2 separate regions of the Homo sapiens genome follow, and region 2 is linked to region 1. Evidence: chromatin loops called from intact Hi-C (ENCODE). Cell type or tissue: heart right ventricle. All regions are shown on one strand. Links, peaks and the distances in the headings refer to the core of each region. The heading gives the core; the rest is flanking DNA.

The links. A loop is a pair of places that touch in the nucleus more often than their neighbours do. Peaks named below come from ENCODE experiments on the same cell type or tissue, not always from the same donor. Only the 100,000 strongest peaks of a DNase experiment are listed, where the experiment ranks them.
Region 2: a loop joins it to region 1, with 4 times the contacts of the local background. A loop is called at or near these places in 17 of 110 quality-filtered maps.

The regions. Positions count from the first base shown.
Region 1 is chr2:223,990,188-223,998,072 of GRCh38, forward strand. It overlaps SERPINE2 (serpin family E member 2), which reads right to left. Exons shown (of 9, transcript NM_001136528.2): 4 at 1,616-1,813. Among named protein-coding and RNA genes, the nearest start is that of MRPL44, 37 kb to the left of the region's middle. In heart right ventricle, for the core only: a CTCF peak has its summit at 3,622 (motif pointing right); a DNase peak (open chromatin) is centred at 3,654; H3K27ac peaks cover 311 bases.
Region 2 is chr2:224,646,105-224,653,989 of GRCh38, forward strand. All of the region lies in intron 2 of LOC105373909 (a long non-coding RNA gene), which reads left to right. Among named protein-coding and RNA genes, the nearest start is that of CUL3, 65 kb to the left of the region's middle. In heart right ventricle, for the core only: CTCF peaks have their summits at 4,926 (motif pointing left) and 5,125; no DNase peak of the experiment used is centred there.

The DNA.
Region 1 (7,885 bases), core at 1,334-6,333:
AAGGGGGCCCAGAGCAGGGTGGAAGCGGGTAAAGAAGAGAGGCATGAATCGGGGAAAGTGGAGGGAAGATACCAACACACTGTGGGGGTTCTGTAGGGTTTAAATCTTTGACAATAAGAATGTATTTGTGCATTATTTTCTATAAAACACACATGTATATTCCTAGGCAAATCAGTTTCCAAATGAAAAGCTACCCTGACATGTAACTCTCTGGGAATAGCCTGTTTACTCAAGAAATTCATGTTATATTTCTGTAAAAACAAACATTTTAAAATCTTCCATAGGAATGTTAATGGAATCCTTGCATTTTAATCTTGAACTATTAACTTGTTTTTTTTTTCAGCAAGAGAAACATACAGTAAATGAGGGCCCCCTCACTTTTTATTTTATTTTTTTATGGACTATAAAGTGTGTACAAAAGATTGACCTAAAATAAAATCACTTCATTGAAACACTAACACGGCCACCGGCTCATATCCCAGGCAAAGTGATTTTAGAAGTTCATTTGAGCCTGGTGCGGTGGCTCATGCCTGTAATCCCAGCAGTTTGAGAGGCCAAGGCAGGTGGATCACTTAGGCCCAGGAGTTCAAGACTAGCCTGGGCAACGTGGCAAAACCCCATTTGTACAAAAAGTAAAAAAATTAGCTGGCCGTGGTGGTGCATGCCTGTGATCCCAGCTACATGAGAGGCTGAGGTGGGAGGATAGCTTGAGTCCAAGAGGTCGAGGCTGCGGTGAGCCATGTTTGTGCCACTGTAGTCTAGCCTGGGTAACACAGTGAGACTCTATCTCGAAAAAGTTTTTTCAAATTCAGAAATAATTTTTCTGAAATCCTACCATTAATATTTTTTACTGAAGATCCTCTGAGACCTATCTCTATTGACGTGTGAATATAAAGAAAAGAATTTTACATAAGCGAGATTGATATCTGCTGTTTTATATCTCGTTTTCTGAAATCAATCATATATTGCATAATCTTTCCATTTATATAAATCTAAGTCTCATGATCACATACGTTCCACTGTATATTTGTATTTGGCTTCTATTTATTTGTCATTGTGTGCTTATGTTCACAGTATAAATTCCCTGGAGCGGGACTGCTGGAGCCAGGACCCCGAGGAAGTCCTCGGACCACAGATCCCTGCCACGAACAGTGCCCAAGGGTCCTGCTTCCTCCCCACCAAAGCCACCGAAGGATTTTACCAATGTTTTTAATTTTTGCTGATCTGCTAAGTAAAAAAAGAAATCCAATTTTTAATTTGGTAATGTAAGACTGCTAATGAGTTGCTGTGTTTAATGCTCACTTATACTCATTTCATGAATTGTCCTTTCATCTTTAAGTTTTCAACCAAAAAGCCTACTACACACGCCATGCATTAATACTTTTTGTACATAACTTATGCATATATTATGCATATTATGCTATGCATGGTAACTTTTGTACATAACACAGATTTACATGAGCTTTATAAAAATCCTGCCTCTCAGCACCCTGCTCTGTTCCCCAGTTTTTTAAAAGATGAAAAGTTAGATTTGCTCTGGAATTAAGTTAAAGCACTCAAGGGCCTTTCTGCCGCCAGCACATCCTAGAACAGGCTTCGCTGAGCATGAACTCACCACACCGGAACACGGAGAGCTGGGCCAGCATTGGCACTTGATAGGATTTCCCGTCGGCTGCCACGAAAGTGCGTTTCTTTGTGTTCTCGGGTTGGAACCGTGATTTCCACAGACCCTTGAAATACACTGCGTTGACGAGGACCAGTCTGGTGAGCACACCATCAATAAGATCTGGGGACAGCAGATTGTCAATCATATCTGTGAAGCCAAAGAACAAACAAGGGAAAAATAACCTCAGGACTGGTGGCCGGCTTGAGGGCAAATGGCAGCTGTCATCAGGTAGACTGAAAAATCAAAGGATTTTTAAGGAGTGTTAAAGAGAATCTTCTTAAACTACCCTTTTGTACTTTCTAGGTTCCCCTCCCCCACTAAATATTAAAGTTAAAAAGAAGTTAAAAGAGAAACAGAAAAGACTTTAGAAACCCCTAGCTAGGGGTTACAAAACTTTTCATCAAGAAATTCTTTTATTATCAATTCCCTGCAAGTCCAGGCTTTAAAAAAATCTTACTCATCCAAATAAGCTACATTTGATAATGAATTATTTCTTCTTCTTCTTTTCTTTTTTTTGCCAATAAATGACTGATAGTAAGGGTTTCTGGTCAGTACAAGATAAACAATTTTGTTTTGTTTTGCTCCACTTGGTTTAATTCAATCCCAGTCAAAAATAAACACTTCAGCCTGTATGTTATTAAGGGTGAATGCTTCATTTCTCTTAAGATTTTAGAAACATCAAACATTATTTTGGAATCTCTGGGTATCACAAGGCCTCCTAACTGCTTAAAGAAGAAAGGAAACAAAAAATCAGTGTCTTTGTTTATGGGTCAGGCATCAAGCAAGGTGCTAATATTAGAGACAACAGAAGAGAGGATTTTGAATGTTCCCACCATAAAGAAATGAGAAACGTTTGAGGTAACTGAAATGTTAATTACTCTAATTTGATCATTACACATTGTATACATGTATCAAAGCATTACCACTGTACCCCATATATGTACAATTATTATGGGTCAATGAAAAATAAAATAAAGCCCAGGCACAGTGGCTTATGTCTGTAATCCCAGCACTTTGGGAGGCCGAGGAGGAAGGATCACTTGAGGCTAGAAGTTTGAGACCAGCCTGGGAAACATAGCTAGACCCCATCTCTAGAAAAAATAAAAATTAAAAACATATTAGCCAGCTGGGTATGGTGGCATGCACCTGTAATCCCAGCTACTTGGGAGGCTGAGGTGGGAGGGTCGCCCGAGCCCAGGAGTTCGAGGCTGTGTTGAGCTATGACTGCACCACTGCACTCCAGCCTGGGTGACAGAATGAGACCCTGTCTCTAAAAAAAATAAGATAAAATAAATCTTTAAAAAGACAGAAAAAATTAAGGTCTGTCCTAGAACTCCTAATTTTGAAGGAAAATGCTCTTTACAAGACGTTGGGAATGGTCCGTCTTACTTGTATCAGGAGTGAAGGAGTGAACACAATTCTTCTCATTTCAGGATGCTTCCAAAATGCTACCCGTGGCTGAAAGAGCCTTCCAAAATGCTACCTGTGGCTGAAGGTTTGGTCTTCCAGTTAGCTTCCTTTTATTATACAGTTATTATACAGTTAGCTTCACAATTATTCTGAGGTCTTTGAAGGTTCAGTTGTGTGTGTGTCTGTATGTATGTGTGTTTTTAAATAGGGATCAGTAATGCCCAAAGCTATTAAAACTTAGTTCACTGCATTATTAGCTCAAATATATGTGTGTGTGTGTGTGTGTGTGTGTGTGTATGTGTGTATGTGTATAAATACATAATATAAATACAAGTTATACTACTTTAAATGGTGAGAGTAAAACCAACAGCTTTTGAAGAAGCAAGAATATCTAATTCAGGGGTGAGAGTATTAAGTCCTTTTAAATGAAACTCAAGAGGATTCTGATGTACAGTAAACAAGTGTTTACATAAATCATGATAAATAAACACTGAAGTTTCCCACAGCGTGCTGCTAAGACAGTTCCATCACCACTCACTACTTCCACAAGGGGGCACTAACGCCACCTTAAGTCAGGACAAAGAAGGAAAATATCTAAGCCATAAACAGACATCATTCAACTCAACACAAAGCTGGCTGCAAACAGACTGTCCTGTGGGAGCGAAGTTAGAACTTTATGCCATCCCACTAGCAAGCTCATAATTGACTTCCTAATAGTGAATGTTGTTTCTTGCCTCTGCTGGGAACATTACCCAGTTCAATTCCTACTTGCCTTTAAGACATAGCTCAATGGTCCCCTGGACTTCTAAATCTTCTCTGATCATCCTCGCCACCTCCTAAGAGATGTCTCTGCTCCCGATTTCTGTAAAGCCCAATGCCTGGCCCCACCATGACACCTGCAGTATTTTATTCTAGCCAATTTTAATGTGTCTGTCTCCCTCAGCTACACTGAGACCTGCATGAGACTCTGCCATTCACTTTTTGCTTACTCCTAGCACTACATGGAGCATACAGGCAGTGCTCAATAACTGTCTGTAGAAATGTCCTTAGCCCCTTTTTACAGAGACAAATAATGCCTCCAACTGCCCCTGGGAGGACTAAGATATAATAAGGGGACATGAAGAAATAAAAAGAAAATGCATAGTTTAGAGGCAAAGAGGCACATGGAAACCTGCCATCAGTAACTGCCACAGACATGCATCTATCATCCGTCCGTCCATCCATCCATCCATCCTTGGATACCTACCTGCCTACCATGTGCCTGGTACTCTCTTAAATAAGAAACCAAGAAGGAAATCTGGTCTCAAAAACTACGAATGAGAGAGAGGTGCAGGCTGACATAAAATAACTTGGAAAAGTATACAGCTGCAATTTAAATAAATATCTGGAAGTGGAATTACTCAAGGCTATGGAGGGCTAAGAAGGTGACCTGACCTAGTTGGTGAGGTCTGAGATGGACAGTACCTCAGAAATGGCTATAAAAATAGCTCACACTGGTTGAACATTTACTAAGTGCAGAGTCCTTTGCTAAATGCTTTCTATGTATTATTCACATCCTCACACCAGCCTTAATTGTTGTTAGAATTATTTGAATAGGTATCACTATTACATCTCTCCATTTTACAGACGAGAATGCTGATGCAAAGCAAGCTTAAATAACTTGCCCAAGGTTATACAGGTAGTATGTGGCAGAACCGAGATTCAAACTCAGAATGTGTGCTTTTAATGTTCATGCCTGCCACTCATGGTATGGTACAGAAATGAGTTGGCCTTAACCAGGGAAGAGGGAGAGAAGGCAGCAGGAGTGTATGTGTGCGGTTCTCCAACAGGAGACAGGATGGTGGGTAAGGGGACTAGGAAGAGGCCTGTGTGGCTGGAACATAGAGTACAAGGATGAGTGAGTCTGCAGAGGTCAACAGGCCAGACCCATCCCTGATGGGTCTCCTCCTGCAAAAGGCCTGCGCGTTGGGCTCTCCCACTCTCTGTAGGGAAGGAACTATCATTTCCGTGAGACAGACCCAGCAACCTTCCAGACACAAACAGTTGAGCTCCAAGTCACTTCTGAGCTCTACCATGTGGTCATGTACCTTTCAGTGGGGGCAGTTCACCCCCAGGTAAAGGCAGTTTGGAATTTGGCAGGGATGTTTTTAATTGAGTGGGCAGTGGCCAGAAATGCTATCTGTCCTGCAATGTTCAAAACAGTCCCACCCAATGAAGAATTGTGCTGCTTCTCCCGTGGCTTTTCAATACCCCACCGGATCTCTGCATTGGTAGGACACCTACTTATAATTATCTGAGCCCAGAACCTCGTTCTTTTTCGTGTGTAAACACAGGGTGTTTTGGGTTTTTTGTTTTTGTTTTTGTTTTTGTTTTTGCATCCTTTTCATGTATGCTGAATTTGCCAGGAATGTGAGTCCCACGCAAATCAAGCAGAGCCTGTGCTTTGTTTTGTTCAGAAATTTATCAAAAGTCTTGCACCGTTTCAGAAAAAATTGCATCAGCAATAGTTAACACAGCTCATGTTTATGAGTCACCAGGACAACATGCCTGTCTCTGTCTGCTTTTGTAGCTGTCAATTCACAATTATTCTGAGACTCTGACTACTTTATTACGTATTTGAGTGTAGTTGTACCCAAGGGTTTACCTATTGAACTACATATATACATTTCTTTTGTTTTCCTTTGTATTACAGTTTGGCACTGTCTCAAATTTTTAAAAATTTGTGTGTGTGCATAGAGTAATATGATGTATGAATTTCATTTCAGAATAGTAAAGAGAGTATTAAAAATATTTGTTACAAACGGAGGAGCTGGGGCTGACAGGGCTGCAAAGTGCTGCAGGAGTCTCCATGCTTCTTCCCAGCACACGTGGGGGTTTTCTCCAGGTGCTCTGAAGACTGTCACATGGTCTAACTAATGTGGTTTAATATTGCCATTCTACAGATCAAGGCAGCGGCTAAGAGGACAAAATGACATGTCACAGTCACACAGCCTCCAGCCACAGAGTCAGGACCAAGAACCAGTCCTGAGGGCGTCTGCTTCTGACCACTCTTCACAAGCCTACAGATGCCAGACACCTGGAGACTCCACTGAACACCCTCATGTGTGCTGACCTCCCGATGGTTTATGGTTTTAGGAAGGGCGCCCAGACTGCATGGTCCAGGCCCCACTGAGAAGGGACGCCACGAATTTACCCAAGTCACCTGGGGTCTCCTCCACCCTCCCTGGAGCCTTCTTTGTCCACCTCTTCACTAGTTCTGCTAATGGGTCTCCAACATCTGGGTGTGTAAGAATGGTGATGGGAGGCAGAGGCAGACTGGGAGTTGCCAGCCACTCCCTCGGCGATTCCAATGCAGTGGGCTGGGCTCCAGGGATCTGCCTTCTCAACACATAGCCCAGATAATTCTGATGCAGGGACACCAGTAACCACACTTTTAAGAAACATAGCCTGAAAGGCGACAGTTTCCCTAGGTTTTGTCTTTGGGCTTCTTCTTCCTATTGACTCTCTCCCTTCTATGAAAAAAGGCTCTATAGCCAGGCACAGGGGCTCATGCCTATAATCCCAGCACTCTGGGAGGCTGAGGCGAGAGGACTGCTTGAACCCAAGAGTTCGAGACCAGCATGGGCAACACAGTGAGACCCCACCTCTTCAAAAAATAAAAAAATTAGCCAGGCATGGTGGCGCACACCTGTAGTTCCAGCTACCGGAAAGGCTGAGGTGGGAGGATTACTTGAGCCCAGGAGGTTGAGGCTGCAGTGAGCTATGATTGCACCACTGCGCTCTAGCCTAAGAGACAGAGTGAGACCCTGTCTCCAAAAAATTAAAAATAAAAAAAAGGTCCCAAATCTGTACTCCCATCCTTCACATTCTCCTGTTGTTCCAGACCTACAGCTCCTCCTGCATGTTTCCAACTGGACCTCCACGTTACAAATTAAGGTTTTTTTGTTTTTTTGTTTCTTTTTGTTGTTGTTGTTTTAGACACAGTCTCATTCTGTTGCCCAGGCTGGAGTGCAGGGTTGCAATCTCGGCTCATTGCAATCTCCCCCTCCCAGGTTCAAGCGATTCTCCTGCCTCAGCCTCCCAAGTAGCTGGGATTACAGGTGCCCGCCAGCATGTCTGGCTAATTTTTGTATTTTTAGTAGAGATGGGATAAACCATGTTGGCCAGGCTGGTCTCGAACTCCTGACCTCAGGTGATCCACCCACCTTGGCCTCCCAAAGTGCTGGGATTACAGGTGTGAGCCACTGCACCTGGCCTACAAATTAAGTTTTAAAACACCAACGTTAGACTCTCCTTTATTTAATGGGAGAAGAGACACTTACAAATGAGTAATCATTTTGAGATGTGGAAAGGGCTGTAATCGGGGGGGTGTAAAAGTTGTAATCATGTGCCAATCATAACGGACAACAGGGTACCTATGTCTTTGGCAATGGCAGAAGCAAGAGGCATGGAAGGCAAAGAGATCAATCAACCTGGAAGGATGAGGAGGACATTCCAGGTAAAGGGAGAGGCAGATGCAAAAGCAGGAAGGAATGAGCAAGAAAACCTTCAAAATCAACAAGAGCCTGTGGGCAAGGATGCTGGAGACCAGATATGGCAAGGAGAGGAGACAGTGGAGGGGCTGGATTCTGTTCTGTTGCCCAAACTACAGGAGAAACACCTCCCAGGAGCACAGTGAGCAATGGCAGATTGAAGGGGAAGGAGGGAGACTGAATAGAGCTTCCTTGGTCCAGGAGTTTCTCAACCCACAGGCCATTGAATTGGACTTGCAGACACCACTTTGAACCCTGGAGTCTAACTCATGCTTCA
Region 2 (7,885 bases), core at 1,805-6,804, 660 kb after region 1:
CATACAATGCAATAGCTCAGTTTCACTTTTAATGACTTGCATTATCACACAGCTATTTGGTTATCGTTTTCATAACTCAACAATCTCAAATTAAGACTTTACTATACTTATATAATGGTCTTCTATCCATGGGCAGAGACAAGCAAGGTACAAAATCAGGGGGGAAAATGAAGGCTAAATATGTATTACTAATATTCAAAATGAGAATCAAACATTTGTTATTTAAAAGTTATAGGACAATAGCAGTTGATGAGTGGTTCTTAACGGGGGCAATTTTACCACCACCAGGGGACATTCGCAATGTTTGGAGACATTTTTGGTTGTCACAACTGAGGGTAGCGTTTGCTACTGGCATCTAGTGGTAGAGACTGGGGATGTTTCAGAATATCCTACAATGTACAGGAAGACCCCCAACAATGATCAGCCCCAACATATCAACAGAGACAAGGTCAAAATAGTTCGAAATATGCAATAGTTTGAAAGAAAAAAATTCATCTGCATGTAACTTTAGAAATGAAACTAGGGCGTAAATTAAAGGCAGCCATGCATATGCACGTAAATTAAAAGGTTAAAGGTGTGCATATGTGTGACTGATTACAGCAAATTGCTGTCTCTTCATGAACTCTTAGCTGAATTAATCAAACCAATTATATATGTAGGAAGCAACCTACCTCCTCCGATAACAAGAAAATCATTTTCGCATGCAGCTTTAAGCACGTGGAAGGCCCCCAAAAGATGAATGTGCTGATGACATGCAGAGCAAAAATCATACGAAGAGGAAAAACTTGAAGAGCAAAACCTAGGGTCCTTGATCCTTCCAAGTGGACCCACCAATTGTGTCTTCTCCACTCATTGCTCCCAGTGTGTGGTAGAGTTGATCTCCTTTGACATCTTGCTTTACTAACAGATGCTTTAAATATAAAACAAGTTCAAAGACAGGTAAACAGAAGCTGAGGCTTTCATGCAGTAGAGTGTACTGTGGCTAAGTTATCTGTCAAGTACAATGTTTACTCAGTTGAGATACCTCTCAATTGAAGATGCGGGCCATTATTTCCTAAAGGGGAGTTCTACCCTGAAGTATAGTCTGAGCTGTTAAGGACAGAGGATAACATAAAATAGCTGAAAAGTTTGGGATATTGAGATAAAATGCTGAATTTCGTATTGAGATAAAATGCTGAATTTCATGAAGCATCTAATAGAAAAGAAGCAAGATTGAGGGTTTTAGGTTTTGCATTTTTTTTTTTTTGAGACTGTCATGCTCTGTCACCCAGGCCGGAGTACATTGGTGCTATAGTGGTGCTGTCACTGCAGCCTCCGCATCCTGGGCTCAAGCTATCCTCCCACCTCAGCCTCCCAAGTAGCTGGGACCACAGACACATGCCACCACCCCCAGCTAATTAAAATATTTTTTCTTTTGTGGATACGGGGTTCCCCTGTGTTGCTCAGGCTGGTCTCGAATCCCTGGGCTCAAATGATCTTCCCACCTCAGCCCCCAAAGTGCTGGGATTACAGAAATGAGTCACCGCACTCAGGCATTTCGATTTTACTGAAAAGGGGCAGGAGTGTGGGGCCTGGCTTTTAAATGAAATCTGTACACAAACTATTAAGGTAGGTATTCCCGCTTTCCTATAAAGTCTCATTATGTAGCCAGGGAAGTCATATTACCCAAAAGAACCCAACAGAAACCAAATCCAAACTGAAATATTTACACGGTTTTTTTTTTTTTTTTTGAGATGGAGTCTTGCTCTGTTGCCCAGCTGGAATGTAGTGGCGCAATCTTGGCTCACTGCAAGCTCTGCCTCCTGGGTTCAAGCCATTCTCCTGCCTCAGCCTTCCCAGTAGCTGGGACTACTGGCACTCGCCACCACGCCCAGTTAATTTTTGTTGTATTTTTTTTTTAGTAGAGACAGGGTTTCGCCACGCTAGCCAGGATGGTCTCGATCTCCTGACCCCGTGATCCATCCGCCTCGGCCTCCCAAAGTGCTGGGATTACAGGCGTGAGCCACCGCGTCCAGTCTTTTTTTTTTTCTTTTTTTTTTTTAACACAGTATCTTGCTCTGTCACCCAGGCTGGAGTGCAGTGGCGTGATTTCAGCTCACTGCAAACTCCACCTCCCAGGTTCAAACAATTCTCATGCCTCAGCCTCCCCAGTAACTGGGATTACAGGTGTGCACCACCACACCCTGCTAATTTCTGTTTTGTTTGTTTCTTTTTTTTAGTAGAGGTGGGGTTTCGTCATGTTGGCCAGGCTGGTCTTGAACTCCTGGCCTCAAGTGATCTGCCCGCCTCGGCCTCCGAAAGTGCTGGAATTACAGGTGTGAACCACTACACCCGGCCTACACAGGGTCTTTAAAAAGTCTTAATTGTTACACTTAATTGAAGTAGACATCCTTACGTTTTTTTTCCCAAGTTGGTGATCCTCTTTCATAGTTCCCATTATTAAACCTCTTTCTCTCTTTTGTTTCAGACAAAAATAGGAAGGGTTGGTATTTACTGAGCACTTACCAGATGTTGTTGTAAGTACTTTACAGATAGCTATTTAAGCCTCATCTGTGAAATGTATTTTATTAACCAATTTCCGAATGAGGAAACTGAGGCCCAGAGGATGTAAATAATTGAAAGTAATTTAGCTAGTAAGGGAGGAGTCAAACTTCAAGCTAGGCAATTTAGCCCTAGAATTTGTGATGTATTGTGCAGTCTGAAATCAGGATCTAGAATTTTTCTAAACCACGAGTCAGTATTGTCAGGGGGGGAGTAATTGAGAAAATTGATTTCTTGTTTTTCCTGAGATTCCTTTGAATTATCCTCACTGCCTTTGAAAGAAAGGTGTACAAGTGAAGGAAGGAGTACAAGTGATGCCTTTGATAGCTCAGTTGGTAGAGTGGAGGACTGTAGTGGATGAGAACGGACTATAGAAAGTCCGCACTTGGTGTCGTCAATAGGTTCTTGAAAACTGCAACTTTAAGCAAAATGAGGTATAACAAAACCATTTTGTTCTCATTAATGTTATAACAAAATGATGTTATTTGAAGACCTGCAGTTCATCATTTCGCTTAAAGTTGTAGTTTCCAAGAATCTATTGACGAGGTTAAGTAAGAACTTACTATACTTAAAAGTTTACAGATTTGGAGACGCTTTGGGGGCAGTCTTTGCAGAGCGGCAAGATAGCAGTGGACAAGAAAATGGATTCACTTTGTGTTAGATGGAAGTGACTTGATCTCTAGTTAAATCTACTAACTGAGTGATGTTGAGCAAGTCACTTAATGTCCCTGAGCCTCAGGTTCCTCATTTGTAAAGTGGATAATAACACATCTTTGAATTGTAAGGATTAAGTGATATAATTCAGGTCAAGTGCCTAACACAGTGCCTGGTACAAAGAAAGGGCTTAGTAGATGATAGTTCTTGTTTTGCAGGGAGCTTCATGGTGGAATTATAGGATGGGGATGGATTAGCAAGCAAATCTCAGATAAACATTTTGAAACTGTGAGATTAAATTCTGTTTCTGCCAATTTAAAATAAGGTGACCCTTGGAAAATGGTTTGGCACTTTGGAAACTTTAATTCATAATGAATTTAATTTAATTTATAAAGGAGGCTGGGTGTGATGGTTCAAGCCTGTAAAATCCCAGCACTTTGGGAGGCCAAGGCAGGTGGATTTCTTGAGCTCAAGGAGTTTAAGATCAGCCTGTGCAACATGGCAAAACCCCGTCTCTACCCAAAATTTAAAAATTAGCTGGGTGTGGTGGCGTGCATCTGTGGTCTCAGCTACTTGGGAGGCTGATGTGGGAGGATCCCTTGAGCCCAGGAACTGGAGGCTGCAGTGAGCTGTGATGATAGTGTGAGACCTGGGTGACAGAGTGAGACCCTGTGTCAAAAAAAAAATTTACAAAGGAAATTTTTATTTGTAAATTATTTATTATGTAATGTATGAGTCTATAATTATGTAGATATGGTCACCTTTATAATTTGTTATGTGGCACATGTCTCACATATAAGAGGCAGGACTTGACTCTGGACCAGATTAAAGACTAGTTAAACATGGAAGAATCAACATAAGCCTCTCTCCATAAGACATGCCCACCAATGCCATGACAGTTTACCACTGCCATGACAACACGTGGAAGTTACCACCCCTTTCCATGGCAATGACCTGGAAGTTATCACTTCTTTTCTAGAAATTTATGAATAATATGCCCCTTAATTTGCATATAATTAAAATTGGGTATAAATATATACGCAGAGCTGCCTCTGAGCTGCTCCTCTGAACGTAACTGCCTAGCGGGTAGCCCTGCTCTGCAGAAGCGGTCACTGAGTTGTTAGCACTGCTGCCTCAATAAAGCCATTTTCTTCTATCACCAGCTCACTCTTGAATTCTTTCCTGAGCAAAACCAAAAAACCTTCCCAGGCTGAGCCCCAGCTTTGGGGCTCACCTGCCCTGAGACATCACTAATGATCTTTTTTTTTTTTTGATTGCATGTAGTAAAACGCTTCTATATTACCTCTGTTCTTAAAAGCAAAATTAAGCAAAACAAAACTCAGGAAGAGTAAGCTAGAGACCGGATACCTATTGAGTTAATATTTTGATATACAGCAAACAGCATTTGCTATTTTGGTACCAAGAAACAAAGTCACCCAAGGAAGACGATGATACAATTTACACACTTGGAAGGGGCTTTGAGAGACCTAGTTTTTCTTGACACTTTCGTTTTATGGATGAAGGAATGAAAAAGAAAAAGGCATAGTATGGAAAACGGAGACCAGGTGATTGGTATGTCACAGGGAACTTGGAAGCAGTAGTGATAATTTTCCCTCCTGGTGGTTTTCCAAAGAGATTACTTTCTAGTTTGGGATTTGGTTAGTCTCAACTCATTCCTGTAGAATCAGATCCTGCTAAGATTAGGAAGGATCGCCCTCTAGAGGTCAAAATAAGGAGTGTATACCTGCAAAATGGACTAGATTTGGGCAGATGAGGTTCCCCTTCATGAGGATTTTGGAGCTGAACGAAACTCTTCATTTGAGAGATGAATTTAAAGTTTTGCAGAGGGGAAGGGACTTTATCACTTGGAAATAATTAGTATAATTCAGGTAATTTGACAATCCAGCTTACGTTCCTTCTCAGGCTTCCCCATCACACTAAATACAGCAGCAAATCTTTAATTTGTCAACCTTTTTCATAAGCAGGAGATTCAGGAGCAATAAACGAAAGAAGCAATAATTAATCAGCAGTTGGGGGTATTTCTATTTGTTTACTCCCATCACGGCTGCAAGACTGATTGCTTTAACTTTACCATAGTTTGATTAATTCATCAAGACTGGACAGAGTGTATTGAAATGCTAGTTCCACAAAATTTTGCTTGAACTCTTCTTATACTGTCTGTTTATGAAAGTCCTGAAGTCAGTTAGAGAAATGCATGTAGTTAAGGGTAAGAAAGGCAAGGCCCAAGTTCTGGGAACTTGGATAAAAGACAGGAGAAATATTTTTGAAAATGTAATTATAGTAGTAATTAATAAAACATATTTCTGAATGCCTGAACAGGGTTAAAACTGGCATCTAAATTTAAGCAGGATATTTTTATTCAGAATTTACTTCATTATGAAAATGGCATTCACTGAAGATATTTGTATTAGTTCACTTGGATCACTGAAATTCTAATGCATTCACTTCAATATTAACAATTTTTCAGTACTGGAAGCTAATTTTCAGGGAAATGTGATTTATATCTTGTAAACAAGATGGAAAGCAAATGTTTCACTTATTGAATCTTTTTATCTATGCAGATACTTGGTAATAGTTAAGTAATGGAGCTTTGTAGTCGCTGTCACTTAATTTTCTACTGTTTACCATCATCATGTTTAGAAAACTGCATTCAAGAGGAGAAAAAATCACCCTTCTTTTAAGATAGCATATTTCTTTTCTTTTTTTTTTTGAGATGGAGTTTCGCTCTTGTTGCCCAGGCTGGAGTGCAATGGCGCGATCCGGCTCACTGCAACCTCCGCCTCCTAGGTTCAAGCAATTCTCCTGCCTCAGCCTCCCAAGTAGCTGGGATTATAGGTGTGTGCCACCACGCCCAGCTAATTTTGTATTTTTAGTAGAGATGGGGTTTCACCATGTTGGTCAGGCTGGTCTTGAACTCCTGACCTCAAGTCATCCACCTGCCTCAGCCTCCCAAAGTGCTGGGATTATAGGCATGAGCCACCTCGCCTGGCCAAGATAACATATTTCTGAATGGTTTTTGGTTCCTGACAGAAAGTGAGCTGAAAGCTGATTGGATCTTAGCTGGCAAGTCTTACAAGATCACAAATTCTAGGAGTAAGGCATAAAATCAGTAAACAAGAGTTACAGCATCCGTGAAGTAAAATCAGTAAACAAGAGTTACAGCATCCGTGAAGTACAAGTCTGAGAGCCTAAAGGCAGGATGTGAAACTGACGTGAAAAATGTGGCACTTAAAACTCAGGACACAGATATACATAACCAGGAGGAAAAGAGTCTCTTCTTTGGCTAAGCAAAGAAATGGTGGACCACTGACTTGAATTTAACAAGATGCATAGATAAGTATTTTTTACATCAAGGATTTAGACCTGCATATACTTTTAGGGAACAAGATTTGATTAATAGCATGTTGTCAAATATTTTTTCTCCTTTACGTTCCTTAATAGGCCATGTAAATGAAGGACAGTATCATTCAACAATATCCTGGAATTGTCTCTGTTGATATTAAAGAATGTTGGATGAAATGATTATTAACCTGAAATTTGTATATATTATCTTTTTGGTGATAAATTCATGTAGCTTTTAGTAAGCATTTGAAATTATACACAATATGATGAGTTATGTTTGATGTAGTTTTTTGTTGTTGTTGTTTGTTTTTTTTTTTTTGAGACGGAGTCTCGCACTGTCACCCAGGCTCAAGTGCAGTGGTGCGATCTGGGCTCACTGCAAGCTCCGCCTCCCGGGTTCATGCCATTCTCCTGCCTCAGCCTCCCGAGTAGCTGGGACTACAGGTGCCCGCCACCACGCTTGGCTAATTTTTTTTGTGTTTTTAGTAGAGATGGGTTTCACCGTGTTAGCCAGGATGGTTTTGATCTCCTGACCTTGTGATCCGCCCGCCTCAGCCTCCCGAAGTGCTGGGATTACAGGCATGAGCCATTGCGCCCAGCCGATGTAGTTACTTTTAAAAAAGAAAGGATAATAGTTATAGATTTAGTTTATGCATTTAATACTTATGAAAGGGCTGGGATACATTTTGTGATAATAGAGCCTAAGAAGCAAACACACATGCACACACACACACACACACAGACACACACACACTACCCATCTTGTATCATACTGCACATTATATTTTCTCTAAGACTAACTAAACTAATCTCAGTGTGAAATTTACTGGCCAACCAAACAATGGCTTAAGGTAAAACTGCATAATGTCATAAATGTGCATCCTCCAAACTTTTTATCTTTTACTTTATTTTATAAGGTCCACCTTTGGAGGAACCATAAGGTTCTGAAATCAATAAAAACTAAGTACATTCTTATGATTAAAGTAATACTCTACCATAATGGATAGCAGCATTTGTCTAAATCCGGGATACTTAATGTTGCAAAGACCTTGGTCTCACAGGGCAGACTATAGTCAGACCCATAGTTTGATGCAGTGTGATTTTCCTGTTGCTGGCGTTGAACCCAGTGGTCATCAAGTTGCATTTTTCCCCGAGGTTTGTATTCTGCCAAAATTTGGCTGGAAAATTATTTTCTTGTGGATCTGATTTTAAAAGACATTCACAGATAGGTGCAGTGTCCCACGTTTGTAATCCCAGCACTAGGGAGGCCACCCAGGGGGATTGCTTGAGGCCAGGAGTTTGAGACTAGCCTGGGCAGCATGGTAAG